Linked DNA regions of Homo sapiens: region 1 is linked to region 2. The links are chromatin contacts, found by Hi-C or POLR2A ChIA-PET in ENCODE. All regions are on one chromosome and are shown on one strand. The core of a region is the stretch at or near the end of the contact, and the rest is flanking DNA. Distances in the headings are between cores, read along the strand shown.

Evidence for each region. Hi-C counts contacts between places; a loop is a spot of excess contacts on that map. ChIA-PET counts read pairs that join two places held with the same protein, here RNA polymerase II (POLR2A). Pooled maps may share reads with other maps.
Region 1: a map of ascending aorta shows a loop between it and region 2 (2.2-fold over the local background). The contact joins the promoter of MAN1B1-DT here to the promoter of PAXX in region 2. A Hi-C loop is called at or near these places in 2 of 168 maps with a recorded cell type or tissue (ascending aorta and naive thymus-derived CD4-positive, alpha-beta T cell), 4 of 37 single-sample maps with no recorded cell type and 14 of 50 pooled maps. POLR2A ChIA-PET finds 5 or more read pairs at or near these places in 23 of 52 experiments (A549, BJ, CD4-positive, alpha-beta T cell and 18 more).

The regions. Positions count from the first base shown.
Region 1 is chr9:137,083,048-137,088,945 of GRCh38, reverse strand. It overlaps MAN1B1-DT (MAN1B1 divergent transcript), which reads left to right and starts at 2,129. Exons shown (of 1, transcript NR_027447.1): 1 at 2,129-4,000. MAN1B1 (mannosidase alpha class 1B member 1) reads right to left here and starts at 1,961. Exons shown (of 13, transcript NM_016219.5): 1 at 1,728-1,961; 2 at 763-871; 3 at 1-77. The coding sequence starts at 1,946. It overlaps UAP1L1 (UDP-N-acetylglucosamine pyrophosphorylase 1 like 1), which reads right to left. Exons shown (of 9, transcript NM_207309.3): 9 at 4,408-5,898. RefSeq lists silencers at 1,598-1,827, 2,378-2,607, 5,193-5,427 and enhancers at 1,808-2,037, 5,205-5,534.
Region 2 is chr9:136,988,637-136,994,277 of GRCh38, reverse strand. It overlaps PAXX (PAXX non-homologous end joining factor), which reads right to left and starts at 1,856. Exons shown (of 7, transcript NM_183241.3): 1 at 1,716-1,856; 2 at 1,578-1,638; 3 at 1,304-1,353; 4 at 1,035-1,225; 5 at 867-935; 6 at 614-698; 7 at 302-512. The coding sequence starts at 1,834. The coding sequence ends at 473. RefSeq lists an enhancer at 1,121-1,663 and silencers at 1,621-2,000, 2,011-2,300, 3,747-4,041.

The sequences.
Region 1 (5,898 bases), core at 880-3,379, 94 kb before region 2:
GACGGGTGGATTTGCTGGTTTTAACCCAGCAATTTCTGGCCTCATCTTCTGCTCTTCCTCTAGCCTGAAAGCCAGAGCTGAATAACAGAAGCTATTTTATTTCAAATATGCCACAAGGCCTACAAGAGATTTAAACTGCTTTATAAAAACACTTGGCAGGCACTATCCATTACAAATCAACATTATGATACCTGATAGTCACTGAAATGAATTCAACAATGTCCCAAGGGAATGAAATCTTTTTCAAAACACTTGGCAGTTTGTGTCCTTGTCCATAACACAGAACCCCACATCTTTTGCCTTCCTATTTTCCATTCAGGGACGTTCAGCATGTGGCAGGTGGGCAGGAGCCCTTTAGCTTTGCTCCAAAGAGAAGCATCTTAGACCAAGTGAGAAGAGATTCTCCACATCCTCACCAGAACTCTGCCTGGTCTTTTCCAAACACACGCTAATGAGTGCTACGAAATTTGTGTGGTTATTTAGGCTGAGTGTTCAAGCCCACCAGCTGACTTACTCTATAAGGGAGGCTGGACATATCAGTACTTACACCAGAGACCTAGAAAGTAGTCAGACAGCATCAAATTAACATCTGTGTTCTAGCCAGGTGGTTACATACAGCTCTACCTTTCTCTTTATCTTGATTTCTTGCCAATTCGTTGCCATATATGCCTCCTGGAGCTGTTTAAGGTAGAATGCAAGATTGCTTCTGCCCAATCAACCCTCAACACAGATATCGTTTTCAAGTACACGTGTTTCTGATACCTTTCCAATGGTCAGCCAAGTTGATGTAGAAGAGGAGTCCACAGAAAAGCAGAAAGGCAAGGAGGAAGAGAATCATATTCCGCTGCAATCTCGACAGTTGCTTCCATTTCTAAGGGAGGTACAGAGAATGACATTTCTTACTGAATATATCACACGGAACGTCTCAACTGTCACAAACTGTGAGGACAATAAGGAATTCTTCTGGAAGATCCAGTGTTCAGCTCTATTTCTTTTTTTTTTTGGAAACAGGGTCTCATTCTGTTACACCTAGGCTGGAGTGTAGTGGGTGGAACGCGGGATGAGCCACCGTGCCCGGCCAGCTCTATTTATTTTGAATGGGGAGAAGTTCCCTCTCAGCAGGGAGTAGGAACATTGCTGGGACAATACTACAGATGTCGTTAATACAGTGGTGCAGATGAGACGAGGATAAGAAAAAAGCAGAAACATTTCTGTCACATTTCATCAACAGTGGAGAAAGACTCCTGCGACTCCCACAGATGTAGCCCAGGCACCGCCCAGGCGATGCACAGTCCGCATGTGGTTATCAATGCCCTTCGGCCTGAGACCACCACGAACAGACCAGGAGCCAATCAAGAGGGGCTCATTTCTCACTGTACCGAGGGGAGCATACACCACGGGGAACCTCCGGTTTCCGCTCCAAGAGGGGCAGGCGCCTGGGCCAGGACCTTGCAGAAAAGCGAACGAAGCCCAGAAAACCTGCTGGGGCTCTGAGCCCTCTTCCCACCACCGCCCCGCAGAATTTGGGCCGCTGAGACCGCTGCAGGCGAGCCGCCCACGGCTGCCCCAACCAGGAACGCACATTTGCCCCTTTTTGCGGGGAAGGGGTGGAGAGGGCGGCGCCTGGGGAGTCGAGTCCGCCCGCCCAGGTCCCGCTCGGAGCCGCAGTCTGGGAGGGCGGCGGGCACGGCAGCCCCGGGCCCCAGTCAGCCCGGCGCGACCCTCACCCTCCAGCACGAGCGCCGCCGCCAACTCTTGCTGTTGTCATAGTTCTCGCCAAAGCTCAGCGTCACCGAGATGAAGTCCCGATGAGGCGGCGGCGGCGGCGGTGGGTACATGACTACAGTGGTGGCGACGGCCCAAGGGGCCCCGCCCACTGGCGGCGTCAGGAAGTCCGACTGAGAGGAACCGAGAGCTCCGCTTCTCCTGCCCTCGCAGGCAGCCATCGCAGCGCCGTCAACAGCCCGCCCATCACACGGATACGCGACTGCGCGTGCGCTGCGTCTCTATGCGGCCAGTGCGCCCGCGCCTGTCTCCGCTGCGCTCCAGCGTACGGGGCTGCGTCCTACGGCGACTGCGTCAGACAACTGCTGCGACTCCGCCCTGCCCTCAGGTTCATTGCGCATGCGTCCGGCAGCGCCTGCCCAGGTGTGCTACGAGCGTAGCTGTAGCAACGGGGCGGGCCTTGGTTCGCCTGGGGCGTGGTCGCTGTCTGGGGCTCCCACGTGGTTCGCCTCATGGGCCTGGAGCTGGGCTTCTCTCGCCTCCTGTCGTCTGGCTGCACCGACTTTGCCCACGCCCTCACGGGAGACGCAGACACTAGGGACCCGGGGAGGCGCCCGGGCGGGGCCGCCATGTTGGCAGAGAGTCCCAGCGTCCCGCGCCTCGGTTCCGGAACCCGCGGCGCGGGGATGGAGCTGGGCTGCCCTTGGGCGCCGTCCTGGGCTGGTGCCCACCCTGGCCGCGTGGTCACCGGCAAGAAGCCCAGGGCCTCACCCAGGCGTGGGGGCCGGGGGAAGGACCGGACCCTCCCGAAGTCGCGGACCAGGCCGGGCGGCACCCGGGCTGGGGTGGCTGCTACCCCGAGCTAAGCTGGCTGCGCCGCATCTCACGGTCCCCGGGGCCCGAGCGCTGCGCCTGGACCGGCGCCGAGCGAGGCGGCCAATCGGCCGGCTGGACCCACAGTCCCCGCGCCATAGGCGGGTCGGGGCTTTCAGACCCGGCTCCCAGCCCTCGAACTCGGTAACCTTGGAGGTCAGCTTGAGATGACTGCGCTTCCTGCACGCGTTGTCCTCCCCAGAAACGCCCAAAATGGCAAAGCGGCGTCCGTGGCCGCCCGAGGCCCTCCCTGCCTGGGTTCTCCCCAGCCGAACCTCACGCCCGGCCCCTCCTTCATTCTCTCCTGGCCAGGCTGCTCCTGCCCTTGGGCGAATCCGCTGCGTCCCACGGTCCTGACTGTGGCATTTCTGCGTGTCTGGAGAGCTCCCCCGGCAGCGACGTCCTGCTTAGCACGTGGCTCGTCTAACTCTGTTCCCCTGGCCTCCTGCTCTTCTAGGGGTCATCTTTAGGTTTCTGCTGGTCTCTGCCCCCTGTGACACTTGCTGGTACCCAAATGAAGTCGTTTATGTCACACTCTAACAAGAGGCCCTGAAGAAGCCCTCACAAAAACATTAGCAACGGAGCGCCTGCGGCAAACCCTTCTAACCTTTGGTCTTTATGGTTTCAAAGCAGTTTATGGGAACTTCTCTTTTTTAAAAGATTCCCCTTGGGGCCAGGCGCGGTGGCTTCTGTAATCCCAGGACTTTGGGAGGCCGAGGCAGGTGGATCACTTGAGGTCAGGAGTTCAAGACTAGCCTGGCCAACATGGTGAGACACCCGTCTCTACAAAAAACACAAAAAAATTAGCAGGGCATGGTTGGTGGCAGGCACCTGTAGTCCCAGCTACACGGGAGGCTTAGGCAGGAGAATTCCTTGAACCCAGGAGGTGGAGGTTGCAGTGAGCCGAGATGGCACCACTGCACTCCAGCCTGGGCAACAGAGCAAGACTCTGTCTCAAAAAAAAAAAAAAAAAAAAAAAAGAAATTTCCCGTGGGCGGGGCACAGTGACTCATGCCTGTAGTAATCCCAGCACTTTTGGAGGCCAAGGTGGGCAGATCCCCTGAGCTCAGGAGTCCAACCTGGGCAACATGGTGAAACCCCTGTCTCTACAAAAAATAAAAAAATGAGTCCAGTGTGGTGGTGTGCACCTGTGGTCCCAGCTACTCTGGAGGCTGAGGTGGGAAGACCACCTAAGCCCCAGGAGGTCGAGGCTGCAGTGAGCCATGATTGCACCACTGCACTCCAGCCTGGGCAACAGAGTGAGATCCAGTCTCAAAAAAAAAAAATTCCCCCTTTCCTCAATCCCCACCCCACCCCCCCACCACATGCCTGTGACCCACTGAGGCTTGCATACTCTGCATTGCAATTATGTGTTATTCTTGATTAAATTCATTTATTCTGGAGAGCCTGAGTTTCTCTTTAGGTTGACACCACTCACTCTTGTCAGTCCCTGGAGTACCCCAAGCATCCTCACGTGGTTAGCAGGGAAACCTTGGCATCTCAAGGATGCAGGTGCAGGAGAGCGAGTCTCCAGGCTGTCAGAGCTGAGCATGCAGAAGCCTGCCCTGGAGAGCGCCCCGAGGTTCCTGACCGCAGGTTGTCTCAGGCCCTCCTGAGACCCTGGTGAAGAGTGGGATGGGACCGCGGGGGGATTCCTTGGCACCCCAAGTAGTCTTGGCCTTCATGTGTGAACTCCTGTCCCTAAGGGGGCCCCCAGTGAGCTCCAGCCCTGGGACACAGCTGTGAACACCTGATCCTTGTTCCCAACACCCGTGCACTGCCCAAAAACTGCACTTGCCAGAGTAGCAGTCAATTACGGCACCTTGTGTTTATTGGAAATATTCCACCTACAGAACATTAAGATGCCAGCAACCGGCCCGGCGCGGTGGCTCACACCTATAATCCCAGCACTTTGGGAGGCCGAGGTGGGTGGATCACGAGGTCAGGAGATCGAGACCATCCTGGCTAACACGGTCAAACCCCATCTCTACTAAAAATACAAAGAATTAGCCAGGCGTGGTAGTGGGTGCCTGTAGTCCCAGCTACTAGGGAGGCTGAGGCTGGCCTGGAGGTTGCAGTGAGCCAAGGTCACGCCACTTCACTCCAGCCTGGGCAACAAGAGTGAAACTCCGTCTAAAACAAACAAAAAAAAAGACTTCACCCAACTAACTGTGCTTGTGTAGAAAGAGGTTGCATCCCTGTTCCAGTCATGGCCATGAGGAACAGCTATGAGAAGGGCCCTAAGGCACAGCATGGTTTGCAGTAAGAAGGGCAGAGCCAGGGAGAGAGAAGTAAACATCATCTTCTGGGCTTTGGTTTCAAAAATCACAAGGTGTGGGCCTGAGCCTGCTGCCTGCCCAGGTCTGGGCGCCTCCACTCAGCCACTGTCCTCCCAGTGCCTCTAAATCTGGAAGGCTGCATCTGAACCTGCCCTTCCAGACAACACCCCTCCCCTGGGAAACCAATGGGGATGAGTAGTGGCCCTCCACTGGGGACTGTGGGTTTCGAGGTGGGGGCAGAGGATGAGTTGGCAGCAGTGGCATATCATAGCTCTCTTCATGTCAGCAGGGAGAGGGAGGTGCCACTGCCTCCCCTGAGATGAGAAAGCAGGCGAGAATCACCAGGGGAAGAACCCTGGGGCAGCTGGCTTGTCCCAGCCATGCCTGAGTGCACCAAATATGGAGGCTGCGTCCTCACTCGGAGAGCCAGGCAGCCTGAGCACCAAGATCCGTCAGAAGCAGCAGGCAGCTGGGGTGAGGGGTGGTGCCTCTGACTCATGAAATCCCGGATTAGTCAGCAACCATCACAGAGGCCGCCGGCATTGATCCCACTGGTTCTTGGGGAAGCACAGAAAACTCAGCAGCCTAAACCGACCATGGAAGAGGCTGAGAGGCAGAGGCCTTGGGGATAGATGGGGAGAAGGCAGGAGTACCGGCCGCAGGCTCAGGTGTCCAGGCCAAGCTTCTCAGAGCCACCTGGATCATGGACATCAGGCTCTTTCTGTGGCCTTGCTGGGCATCCAGGGTGTGTGGGCTGGGATGCCCCAGCCTTGCCCCCATTACTGGTTCGTCTGCTAAGGAAGAGGGGGCAGCCCTCGAGTGGGTGGAATTGTCCCCCTCATTCTGGTTCTGCATCTGTAGGCTGCAGAAGCACATCCTGTGTAGCTTATGCAGCTTCTAGTGCTCGGTGGGGTGTGGTGGATCCACAAGGCGGGCTCCCAAAGGGACATGCCCTCCTGTTCTCCCCAGATGACACCACACCTCCCTTGGGCCCCAACCCGAAGCCTCCTCTCAGCCCCAT
Region 2 (5,641 bases), core at 607-3,106:
TCCCACGGGGCTCCGTGCCCTACCTGGGTGCGGCCTGGGAGGGTGGGAACAAAGTTCTAAGCCTTGGGGAGCCCTGGCCCTGCCTGGCTGGGCCCCTCTCAGCTCCTGGGCTGGCAGGGCTGGAATAGCTGGACGGTCTGAGAGTGCTCACCTCCCTCCGGCCCAGCAAGGAAGTCTCCAGGGAGCTGAGAGGCTGCAGCATCTGTTCACATCCTGTGGCCCTACACCCAGAACACAGGCCCAGGGGTGTTCCCTGATCCCTTCCCAGGCCAGTGCCAGGAGTCAGAGCCCCACCAGAGCCTCCAACCAAGGGAGCTGTTTATTTGACAGGGAAGGAATTTGAGGAGCCGTGTTAGTCCTGGCCCAGGACAGGCAGGTGGAGGTGGTGGCGGGGGGTCTCTGATGGGGGCCTCAAAGACTGCCTCTCCCCTCATAGGCGGACTCCCCGCGGGGCCACGCTTGTGCTGCACCTTCAGGTCTCATCGAAGTCCACGCCACCAGCTGGTTTCTTACTGGGAGGGAAGAGGGGTGTCACTATGGCACTATGGTGTGGAGAAAGGGGTGGGGTCCAGGATTGGACCCTGGGCGCAGGAAGGGGGCTGTGGGAGGGTACCTCTTGAACCCGGGGTTGATGAGCGACTCTCCTGGACACCGCCTCCTGACTCCAGGTCCAGGGCCACCTCTCTGGGGATCTGGGTCTGGGGGAAAACAGGACAGGGGCAGCTCCTGAACCTGGCAGCATCCCAACCACAACCTTCTCCGAATAGATAGGCATTCTCTCTGGAGCGTGAGTCTTGTTTGGGGGGAAACTGAGTTCCAGGTTAAAGAGCACAGCCCTACTTGAGTCACAGGCGGACATGCCTTACCTGGTAAGAAGAGCTGAGGCCCTGCAGGCCGGGGGCTCTTCCTCGGGCTGACAGCTGTCTCTTCTGCAGCTGGGGAGGAAAGCCCATGGGAACCCCACTCAGTGCCAGGAGTGGGGGCAAGAGCAGGGGACCCCAGTGAAGGTATGAGGTGCCCACCCCCAATCCTACCTGCCAGTCGCCGCTCCAGGCTCCACACGCGTTTTGCCAGGCCCAGTGTCAGCGCCCGCAGCCTGGGGGCTGCCTCTGGGCCTGGTACCTTGGAGAGGTCAAAGGCCAGTGCCGAGGGCCCCCCTGAAAGCGTCAGGGATGCTCTGTCCTCCTGCAGAGTCAGAGCCACAGCTTGCTGCTCACAGGCTGCCCTGGGAGAGGAGAGGTGCGGAGAGCTGTGGCAGACCCTCCTCCTCCCCACCCGTCCTTCCTCCCTGCTTGGGTCTCACCTGAACCGGGGGGTGATGTCCTCAGCCGCACTCAGGCCAAAACGGGCTTTCTAGAGAGCACAGGGGCTTGTCACGAGCTGCCTGGAACCCGAGGCCCACTGGGGGCACCCGAAACCTGCCCGACCCCAGAGCCCTAGCCAATGGGAGGACTACAGCTACAGGGCGGGCAGAGGGTGTCAGAGCCTTCTGGGGAATCCCAGATGTCTGTCGCCCCATAGACGATCTGCACTGCAAGGAGGGGTGTGGCGGCTCCCAGACCCGCCCAGTTACCCACGAGGGCCGCCAGGCTGTCCGGCGTGAAGCAGGTGCTCCAAAGCTCCGCGGCGTCGGTCACGCTGGGGGAGAAGGCCTGTCAGGCGGGGCCGCCCGCGGAGCTCCCTGCACCCCTACCTCCCCGCGGACCCCCACTCACTAGAGGTTGAAGCCGCCGCGGTCCCCCTCCCCGCTTTCCTCCCCTTCGCAGTAGCACACGAAGCGGGGCGGCTCGGGGCCCGGCGGCAGCGTGCAGAGCGGCGGCGACAGCGGATCCATGGCGCCGGGCGAGCGGGAACCCGGCGGGGCGGGGCTTGGGCGCCGGGAGGGGCGGGGCTGTGCGGGCTCAGGGCTCCTGCGCGGAAGAACGACTTCCGGAGCCGGGTGCAGGCCAGTCGCGGGCTTAGGGAGCTTGCGCGGGGCGGAGTCTGGTTGGGGGCGGGGTCTGTGTGTGGAGGCGGGGTTAGGGGCGGGGTTATGAGGGTGGGGGGATTCGGGGCGGGGCTAAAGGCACAGGCCGGGCCGCGCGGACCCGGTACCCGCGCGGGCTTCAGGCGACTAGAGGCCGAGTTTAGTGCGCGGGGCGGGCCGGAGCAGGGCGTCCTGGGTCAGGGATCCAGAGGCCCTGCCCCCAGCGCTGGCCTCGCCGGTCGTGGGCTCCACGGCGCGATCCCGGGCTCTGGCCCTCGCGCCCGCGAGCAGCCCCACTCGAACCTCGCCCCCTCCCGCCCCCGCCCCGGCTCCAAGTCCAGCCGAGTCCAGGTTCCCTCCGTGGCTCTGCGGATACATCCTGGAGCCCCGCCCTTCCATCGTCTTCACACACAAACCGGAAGCTTCCTAACTCTAATCGTAAGAAGTTACGGTTGGTCCGGCAAGGTGACTCACGCCTGTAATCCCAGCACTTTGGGAGGCCGAGGCGGGCAGATTGCCTGAGGTCAGGAGTTCGAGACCAGTCTGGCCAACATGGTGAAACCCCGTCTCTACTAAAAATACAAAAAAATTAGCCAGGTGTGGTGGCGCACGCCTGTGAGGCAGGGGAATTGCTTGAACCAGGGAGGTGGAGGTTGCAGTGAGCCGAGATCGCGCCACTGCATTCCAGCCTGGGCAACAGAGCGAGACTCTGTCTCAAACAAACAAAAAAAGAAGTCACAGTACAGAGCGATCTCCAGGGAAGAAGGCTTCTGCGCTCTCTGTCCCGCGCATGGTATTCCTCCAGCTCCTCCTACGTGCCTGTTGTCCTAGGCCTGGATATCGATCAACAGACAAGGTCTCTGACTCCCTGGAGCTTCTAGGATCCAATAGGAGAGACACCACACTCTCAGGCAGGGCCAAGCGCCAGGAGAAACTGCAGCGGGTGCTATGAGGGCAGGAGGAAGAGGATGGCTCCCACCAGGGACAGGGAGATCCCAGGCGGAGGCCTGGCCACATAAATAATGGTTCTGTTCAAGGCTCGGCAAGAAGGCCAGGTTGGCAGCATGGTGCTGTGGGGAGGGCCAGTGGGTCTGTAAGCTACGCTTCCATATCGGAGTGCTCCCACAGCAAGCCTGCCTCACCTCCTCCTGCTTCCCAGTTCACTCCCAGTCCTGGCTCCTGCCCCCTGGGCCTCTGCACATGCTGCTGTTTCTGCCTGGCACATCCTTTCCCCAGACTCACATGCTTCCTTCAGGTCTTTACTCAAAAGTCACTTTAGTGAGACCTTCCCTGGTGTTGTTCTGACATTGCAGCATGCTGCCCAGCTCTCACATCCCTCTCTCCTGTCATTTCCCTATTTTTCACACTTCTCACTGTAGAAAGTACACTTTGGCTTGCTTTATTCTGGCAGCTAGCTCCCTGTTATACCCTCCTGGGTTTAGACTTTTCTGCACTCCCCTCCCCTTGGGCTGGACTTTATTAATGACTTGCTTCTGGCAACTAGAATAGGACAAAATTGCTCTTGAATTGCTGGGTGTGACATGAGGCAGCCCTAAGGGGATGACCATGGCCAGCAAGGGAACCGGGAAGCTGACGCCCCAGCTGAGCCTTCCCATGAGACCACATCATCGGCCGGCAGCTTGACCACAGCCTCCTGAAACTTTGTGTCAAAGGCCCAGAGTCCTGCCTGGCTGACACTGGGAGATAATGCATGCCTGCTGGTTAAGCAGCTGCATTTGGGGTAACCTGTCACTCTGCAGTAAGTGACCACCAATACACTTATTTACCCTGCTTATTGTCCATCACCCCAGGAGGTCCATGAGGGCAGGGATTTCTGTCTGTTTTACCTGCCAGTGTATCCGTCTCTTCAGCGCTTACACAATGGCTGGCACATACAGACACTGAATAAACATTGTGAATGAATGAATGGGGGGTGGTGGCTGTTGGAGGTTTAAGCAGGGGTGGATGGGAAGTGGCACGTCTGACTTATGTGTGTGAAGTCCGTATTCTGTGCTGTGAGGAGAGAGGACGGGGGCTGCAGAGGAGAGGGGTGGACCATGGGCTCGGACTGGAGGTGGAGGGAGGAGGAGACAAAGAACAATCAAGGATGGCCCTGGCATTTGGGAAGAGTGGAAAGGGGAGATTCATCCCCAAGATGACTGGGGTGGGGCAGATTTGGAGAGGACTGGGGGGCCTCTTCTTTGTCATGTGAACTCTGAGATGCTGGCTGTAGCAGGCCCCAGATATCAGGCCCTAATCCCTGGGACCTGTGAATGCTATTGTCTATGGAAGATGCTGGGCACTGCATTCCAGCCTGGGCAACAGAGTGAGATCCTGTCTCCCCTTCCCCCCAAAAAAAGGAAAGAAAAGAAAGGAGTGTTTGCAGATATTCCCTTGAGATGGGGTGATTATCCTGGATTGCCCAGGGAGGCCCTCAGTGCCATCTCAAGGGCCTTTTAAAAGTGAGGCAGAGGAAGCTTTGAGACAGAAAAGAAGGCAGCATGGCATGGAGGGAGGAACTGGAGCGATGCAGCCCACAAGCCAAGGATTACAGGCTGCTATCAGAAGCCAGTGTTGTGACCAAGCGAGTTATACAGAAACGCCACACTTTGAGACAAATTAAAGAGTCCGTTATTAGCCGCGACTGAGAGGCAGCTAACGCTCAAAATTCTCTCGGCCCCGAGGAAGGGGCTAGTTTTGTTTTTATACCGTGGTCTAAATAGGGGAGGGGGGATTTTAGCTGAAGCAATTTTTACGGAAGCAGAACTGGCAAAAAGTTAAAAAAATTAATTGGTTACAAATGCAGTTACAAAAAATAAACAGTTCCAGGTGCAGAGGCTTAAACTATCACAAAGAGATAAATGCAGGGGTTTTGGGTGCCATCCACCACGCGTGTCCCCAGGAGCTGCTGGTGCAGCTTGCCTCAATGTCTTATCAGTAGGTGCATTCCTGGACGTGCTTTGAGTCAGTTTACACTAGCTATGCCTTCAGGGAGGAAGGTGAAAGGGGGCCGCAGGTGAAGAAACTAAAATGGAGTGTGTCCGGCTCTCTCTCTGCCAGGAGAGGGTCACTCAGGTGGAAACAAGGTAGGGTATCCCACCAGAAGAGGCCAGGCCCAGTGGCTCATGCCTGCAATCCCAGTGCTTTGGGAGTTCAGAGTGGGAGGACTGCTTGAGGCCAGGAGTTCAAGGCCAGCCTGAGCAAGACAGCAAGACCCATCTCTAAAAAGAAAACATTAGCCAGGCATAGCGATGCATGCCTGTAGTCCCAGCTACTTAGGAGGCTGAGGCAGGAGGACTGCTTGAGCCCAGGAGTTCAAGGCTTCAGTGATCTGATCGCGCCATAGTACTCTGGCCTGGACATCAGAGCAAGACTCTGTCTCAACAACAACAAAAAAAGAAGACAAAGAAGCTAGAAGAGGCAAGGAAGGTTTCTCCCCTAGAGCCCTCGGAGGGAGCACAGCCCGGCTGATACCTCGACCCTATTAAACTGATTTTGAACTCTGGCTTCAAGCTACAAGTTTGTGATAATTTGTGGCAGCTGTAGGAACTGACACAAGACCAGAAACAAAGATTAGTTCCAAAACATGACGAGAAAACTGCAAAACCTTCATTTAACTAGCCTCAGGCTGGGTCCGTGTGGACCTCAGGTGTTTATTTTACACTTTGGCTCACA